Regions from separate parts of the Homo sapiens genome. Here region 2 is linked to region 1. Evidence: chromatin contacts called from ENCODE Hi-C or POLR2A ChIA-PET data. All regions are on one chromosome and are shown on one strand. The core of a region is the stretch at or near the end of the contact, and the rest is flanking DNA. Distances in the headings are between cores, read along the strand shown. Region 1 has its middle 82 kb from the start of LDLRAD4. Region 2 holds the start of PRELID3A (PRELI domain containing 3A).

Evidence for each region. Hi-C counts contacts between places; a loop is a spot of excess contacts on that map. ChIA-PET counts read pairs that join two places held with the same protein, here RNA polymerase II (POLR2A). Pooled maps may share reads with other maps.
Region 2: a loop to region 1 is called in a pooled map, with 11 times the contacts of the local background. The contact joins the promoter of PRELID3A here to the enhancer-like site in region 1. A Hi-C loop is called at or near these places in 1 of 37 single-sample maps with no recorded cell type and 6 of 50 pooled maps. POLR2A ChIA-PET finds 5 or more read pairs at or near these places in 1 of 52 experiments (activated CD8-positive, alpha-beta memory T cell).

The regions. Positions count from the first base shown.
Region 1 is chr18:13,135,376-13,138,834 of GRCh38, forward strand. No RefSeq gene overlaps it. Among named protein-coding and RNA genes, the nearest start is that of LDLRAD4, 82 kb to the right of the region's middle. RefSeq lists enhancers at 304-883, 884-1,462, 2,577-2,626, 2,635-2,929 and silencers at 1,307-1,356, 1,427-1,546. Within about 2 kb of position 1,841, at least 27 of the 41 ENCODE cell types and tissues checked have a DNase peak (open chromatin) inside an H3K27ac peak, as active enhancers do.
Region 2 is chr18:12,406,407-12,409,865 of GRCh38, forward strand. PRELID3A (PRELI domain containing 3A) reads left to right here and starts at 1,523. Exons shown (of 7, transcript NM_001142405.2): 1 at 1,523-1,601. The coding sequence starts at 1,570. RefSeq lists enhancers at 922-1,583, 1,584-2,243, 2,101-2,350 and a silencer at 1,321-1,900.

The DNA of each region.
Region 1 (3,459 bases), core at 591-3,090:
CCAGTTATTTAGACCATGAAGAAGGCCATTGTTTTCTTGGGTGCTAAGGAGGGTGATGTGCCAGTTCCCTTCCAGAGCCTAAGCCTGAGGCTACCCCTAAAACTGATTAAAGATCAGTTACTAAAATATGTTAATCATGCAAAGATGACCAAGAGAATAAAATTAAAAAGGTGTAAACAGTATGTATAGTGTGATCCTTTTCTGTAAGGAAAATTACTCATGTTGGATGCAGGTGCACCAAGAACACTTCAGGGAACATCTGCAGGCAGAGAAAGCAGGGTGCCTTTGGGAAGGCGGATGGCAGGATGTTTATTGTTCACGTTATGTCTATCACGTTTGATTTTTGAATAATATGTATTATTTCTGTGGTCTGAAAAGAGAAGGTGGAGGAGAGAACGAAAGTCAGAGAATATAACCAACCCAACACACCAGAAGCTAGTGAAGCCCTGTGAATGGCTGATCCCAGGTAAGTTCCCATGTGCTAAGCTGGAATCAAAAGTGTGGGGTCTTCATGGGGCCGGGTGCATGCACAATTGAGTGGATCTGCTGCCAGCACGTGTTGTGTTGTGCCTGCACTTGGCGTGGCTGCACAGGGCTTGCATTGGTACCGGGCTAGGGCGGTCGTGGGGAGGGCCTGGGGAAGGCTGACTAGGGCCTCCACCGTGGGACCCAAGTCCCCAGACCTGGTTGCTTTACTGTATAGTCACAAACCAAATGGGGGTGCAGACGTTTTATGTTGGGCAACAATGGGGGAATCAGGTGGGTGTGCCCCGGCATCCTTGCTCCTCAGTGCGCAGGGCCCTCGAGTTAAAAGCAAGCGTCCCCGCGGGTGGGGATGGTCCCCTGGCGGCTCTCGGCTACACCTTCCTGCCCGGCTTCCCTGCGAGGCGGGCGGCAGTGGAACTCATTCCACAAAGGCTGCCTCTCACTGTGGCCGCCGTGTCACCAGCCAGAGCTGTCAGGTACGTCAGTCATGCTGCTTTGTGGTCATGTCACTGGCATAATCCCAAGATTAGGTGGCCACAAAGAGCCATGAATGAGGTGGTAATTGCGTTCAAGGGAAAAAGAATTTAAGAAAAAAAGACTTTACTTTCTCACAAGATTCGTGAAAGAAGTGACAGCTAATATTTTAAAGCTGGAGCAAGATAATTGTGGTGAGAGATCTTTGTGTGTTCTCTGGAAAATGCTGCATGCGCACAATGAATATTCAAATGCCATTTTGCGCTGTGAATACCAGATCGCCGGGCCTGAGGCCGTCTGCATGGGCCGTCGGCGGAGTCGGCCCGGCGGGCCGCGGGAATGAGCGGGCCACACGGAGGGCCTGGGCGCGCTGCTGGGGACGCCGGCTCCGAGCAAGAGGACAGCCGCCCCTCGGGAGTCGCTGGGAAAGGAGTCAGCGCCGGGCAAGCAGCCTGCAGCCTGTGCCAGGGAAACCTAGTCAGCCGTGCTCGGCTGGGGGGCTCGCTCCGCACTTTCGGTGCCAGAAAATGCCCAGAGGAGCGGGGCGGCCCCAGAGCCTCCTTTCGGGGCGCGAGGCCCGGCGCGTGTGTACGGAGTCCAGTCCCCCCAGGGAGTGGGGTGCCCGCACCTTCCCCTCCGCGCTCGGAGCCACAGGGGAGGCCCGGGCAGAAGCGAACCGTCGCCACCCTGGCGGGGCCTCGTGACTGCGGGTGCAGAACTGGGGGTCCCCGCCGGCGCGTGTTTCAGGGGTCCTGAGGCGCGCGTCTGCGGGGTTCCCAGGCAGCACCAAGAGGCGCCGGCCTAGGAGAAATCCGGATCGAGACAACTGCTGTGGCGGCTGGGCCGAGGCTGCGGTCGCGGTGGGAGGCGGCGCTGCTGGCGAGTCCACGCGGGGCGGACGGAGGCGAAAACAGCCCGCTTTCGCGGCGCAGGCAAAAGCAGGAATGGCGACCCCTCTGCGGGGGGACCTCAGGAGGAAACGTCTGGCTTGGGGAGTCCGCGCTCGGCGCGAGCTGTGGGGGCGGCCGGGCGCTCTGGGGGCAGTTCGGTGCTCCGAGCTCAGCCTCGTCTTGCTTTTCAGGGGTTGGAGGCGGAAGGGGGCAACGGAGCGAGCCCACTTCCGATGCACAGAAGCGCAGGTGGGGAGGAGGCCCGGCTGGGGAGGCTGGTCCCCGCCGCAGCCCCGCTGCCCCTATACCTTGGCTCCAGCGCCAGAGCTCCGCCGCTGCGCCCCTGGCTTTTTGCCTCTACCCCCTACCCTCTGCCGTCCCTCTCCTCCTAAAGCCAGTCCTTCCTGTTTCTCCTGGGGGCTTCCCCAGGGTGCTCATATATGTCCCGGCACCCCCGCTCTGGCGTAAAGAAAGGGCACCGCCGCAGGGCGGCCTGAGTTTAAGGGTCTGTCCACCAGACTCATGGTACTTTACCGCTCTGTGCCTCAGTTTCCTCATCTGAAAAGTAGAGCTCATATTAGCCCTGGGGCCTTGTAGGTGGTGAACATCAAATGAACTCATACAAGGGAAGGGGTCGTGTTACCGGTAGAGGGTCCTAACTGCAAGTTGTCCAGGTTGGCGTTTTGAACAAAGAATTGGACAAAACGTGCTGCAAAGCAAGGAAAAAAGGAAGCAACTAAAGCAGGGATTTATTGAAAACGAAAGTAGTCTCCACAGTGTGGGAGCGGCCTGAGCAGGCTCAAGGGCTGCGTTATACAATCTTCTCGGTCCAAATACCCGCTAGAGGTTTCCCATTGGCCACTCATGTGCTCCCTTCATGTAAATAAAGTGGTGGCCCATAATCGGTCTGATTGGTTGCGGAAAGCAGCCAACCAGAGGCTGAAGTGAAGTTACAAAGGTCACACTCCTGCGCAAACATCTGATTGGTTGCAAAAAGCTAACGTTAAGAGGCTAAAGTGAAAGTTACAAAGTTGGACTTCTATGCAAAGGAAGACTGGTGGCAATCAGTCTGATTGGTTGTGGACAGCCAGTTTCCCTTCGGCCCCACAGAAAAGGTGGGGGGTTTGCAAAGAGTAACCTCTGGTCCTTTTGTTACTTAGGCGTGGAAAGTTAAGAGTTTTCCTTTCAATATAGTTCTAGGAAGTCCGCGTGAAACGGCCTTAGGTGATCTGCCTCCATACCCTATTCTCCTGCCTCAGACCCGTGAGTCCTAGAAAGGATGGCCATCGCTGGCCGCCACATCATCGGGGTCTCATGAATCCCTGCTCTTGTACCTCGGGAGGCAAGGCTAGGCTGCCCTGGATTAGGATCTGCTGTTTGGAAGTGCCGTGTTCTGTTTTGGTTGTGCTCCTTTGGTTGTTTGGTGGGAGTTGGCGGGGCAGGGGCAGAAAGTGGCGCCCCTGGAGAGCCGCGGGCCCAAGCACTGGGGTGCAGCCCGGCTGTGAATCCATGCATTGAGCCGCCGTCACCTGCCCTGGTGTGGGTGCCTGTGTGTCTTGCTTTGTGGTCATCCTGGTTGCTCCAGCACACAGGTGTCTAATCTTCAAGG
Region 2 (3,459 bases), core at 273-2,772, 730 kb before region 1:
CTTAACGCTGTAGGAGGTAGAGGTCAATGTGAGTGGACGGTGGAGCCAGGACTGTAGCCCAGGTCTTTCGGGTCATGCTGTGTGCTCTTCCACTTCCCTGCCTCACTGCACAAATGCGCTCCCCACGCCCACGGACGCCCCAGGGGCGCCAGGCGCTGCTCTAGGCTGAGACTCAGCCGACTCAGACAAGGGCCCTGCCCTCTCGCCCTATCTCATCCTGGAGAAGAGTACCCTCTTCTTAGAACAAGCATCTCACTTCCGTGCACTTCAACTTCGTTTGTGGCAGTGCAGGGTACTTTGCAAAGCTAAAAAGTAGTTTATGCGAAAGGGAGACTCTTTTTCCTTAGAGGATTTGCCAAGTTGTAATCACAAATTCTTTTTGAGATACACGTACATTTTTTTAAAGCTAAATAAGATTTCCCCCCAGTTTTATAACTCAAGAATGTATTTTCTCAAGGACTTGGGAGTCATCTCTTTGAAATGTCATCCCCGTCTCCCAGTTTTGTGGGAGGGTAGGAGCCCAGCTACCAGAGAGCACCTGGCTTCAAATTGTAAACCTACCTCCTGTCATAAAGGTATGAAAATTCATTTTTCCTTTGGATAAAGGCAATTAGCAAACGCAAATGGCCACTGCATTTACCAATGGCCACTCCATCATCAGGCGAATTTAGGATGAACTCTGCGACAAATGGTGTAGTGGAGTCCCCTCCCCGGAGGGCTGTCTCGTTTACCTCGGGAGCATGCGTGGGGTAGGTTGCATCCTCCCGGCTGTTTGATACAGGCTGAGATTTCTGTCTTTGCAGCCTATTTGGCGGATTGCTTGTGATGCACATCACATGCTGGTTTTGTTTTGTTTTGTTTTGTTTTGTTTTGTTTTGTTTGAGACGGAGTCTCGCTCTGTTGCCCAGGCTGGAGTGCAGTGGCGGGATCTCGGCTCACTGCAAGCTCCGCCTCCCGGGTTCACGCCATTCTCCTGCCTCAGCCTCCCGAGCAGCTGGTACTACAGGCGCCCGCCACCACGCCCGGCTAATTTTTTGTATTTTTAGTAGAGACGGGGTTTCACCGTGTTAGCCAGGATGGTCTTGATCTCCTGACCTCGTGATCCGCCCGCCTCGGCCTCCCAAAGTGCTGGGATTACAGGCGTGAGCCACCGCGCCCGGCCTCACATGCTGGTTTAATGTTTGTTCAAGACCCAAACTGCAGTGGAGTTTTGAGGGTTGGCAGGTTTGTTTTTCATCACACGTCCCCGACAGTACAAACCGGCGTAGCTGGACAGGGCCTTGGGAGAATTTGGACAGTGGGAGTAAGGACGAGCGTCGCCTCCTACGCCCGCGGCATCTGCAGCAAGCGCGCATCGCGCACCCCAGGGTAGCAGCGCAGGTCTGGGGCTGCGCCACAGCCGCGCCCGCAGAGCTATTTTTAGCCGCTGCAGCCAGCCTAGCCACCAGACGGGGTGGGCGGCATCCAAGGGCGCCCCGCCCATCGAGGCCCCGCCCACGCCGCGCCCGGAGCCGCGCGGCCCGAAGCACCCGGCCCGGATCGCAGAGCCCGCGCCCTGCGCCGGCGGCAATGAAGATCTGGAGCTCGGAGCACGTGTTTGGGTGAGGCCGGGCTGAGGGCCGCGGTGGGGCCGTCCAGACGCCGGCTCCTGCTCCCGAGCCCGGCTGGAGCGGTCCAGGAAAGGCCGGACCTCACAGCGGGCCTCGCGGAGATCCCCGCCCCGCGCCGGCCGTTCCCAGACCGCAACTTCGGCGTCCCGGAGAGGGCACGCGCGCTTCCCCGGGACCGCGGTCTGGGCGAGGCTCTGCGCCGGGTACGGCCTCTCCCCCGGCGTGCGCAGGGGCCTGGCTGCAGGCACAGAGGCCCCGCTGGTGGTCGACAGCCAGGGCGGGGGCAGCCGGAGCGGGGGCGGCCGGGGCGGGGGCGGCCGGAGCCGGGGGGGCGGCCGGGGGCCTGGCGCTCGCTGCTCTCCTTGGGGTCGGGAGCAGGGCAGGGGAGAGGCCTGCAAGCTGGCGCCTTTGCTGAGATTGTCATAAACCTTCCGCGCGTTTCACGGAGGGCCCACGGCGGGCTGTGAGCTCTGGAGGAAGCTAAAGGGGCAGAAGGCATTTCGGGGGCCCTGGCTCTGAACTCACTTGTAGGCATGGAAGGCCTCCAAGCTAGCGTGGAAAACCTCGAACTGTTTAAAAATGCTCCCCCGGCACACGGATGGAAGTGGAGGTCATTATCTTAAGTGAAGCCAGGCCCAGAAAGACAAGTATCGCATGTTCCCACTCCTAAGTGGGTGCTTAAGAATGTGTTCACATGGATGTGGAGAGTGGAACGTCAGATGATGGAGACTCTGAAGGGTGAGGGGGTGGGTGCAGGGAGGATAATGAGAATTGCTTAATGGGTGCAAGACACCTTCCCGGGTAATGCATACCCTAGAAGTCCTGACTTGACCACTACGAAATTTATGCATGTAACGAAATTGCACATATACTCCATAGAATTGTGCAAATAAAAAGAAGAAAAAAGTGCCCTCCTAACCTAAGTGGTATCTTTTCCTTAAGTCAGTGATCTGTGACACACTGAAATTATTCTTTAATGTTTATTTACAGCAACAAAGATTTTTTAATTATCTGACCTCACTTAAGCATTAAATATTTTATTTTGGGGGGAAAAAAAGTACTGCGTGGAAGGAAATTGTCATCCTTTGACTCTTTTTATTTATTTTTTTCGAGACAGAGTCTCATTCTGTCACCCAGGCTGGGTTTTTTTTTTTTTTTTTTTTTTTTTGAGACATAGGCTCGCTGGGTCACCCAGGTTGGAGTGCAATGGCGCGATCTTGGCTCACTGTAACCTCCCCCTCCTGGGTTCAAGTGATTCTCGTGCCTCAGCCTCCTGAGTAGCTGGGACTACAGGTGTGGGCCATCACGCCCGGCTAATTTTTGTATTTTTAGTAGAAACAGGGTTTCGCCATGTTGGCCAGGCTGGTCTCGAGCTCCTGACCTCAGGTGATCCACCCGCCTCGGCCTCCCAAAGTGCTGGGATTATAGGTGTGAGCCACCGTGACTGGCCTGACTTTAAACATGTAAAATTATAATAAAAATATATCAAGTGGTTTCAAAACCTCTGAAATTATTTTTCATGAAGTCTTTAGACTTGATGGGATCTAATTTTTTGTATGGCTTGCAGTGTTTCTCAAGTGGGTTTCCATCAGCAACAAGGATGGGGGCATCACTGAGCCGTCTGGATGCTGTGGACAGTTAAGTCATTGCATACCAGGAGTGCCAGGTGGTTGGGGCTCAGTTTTCTCATGGAATGGCCGAGGTCTGCCCTAGAGGTTTGTGAAATGTCTGTGGACAAGCACAAATGAATAGCTAGCTGTGAAAAATCACAGTTGATGCTTTTGAAAATTGTTGCAGCTGCTAACTCCCATTTATTTTTTTTAAGCTTTACCGAAGGATACTTTACATA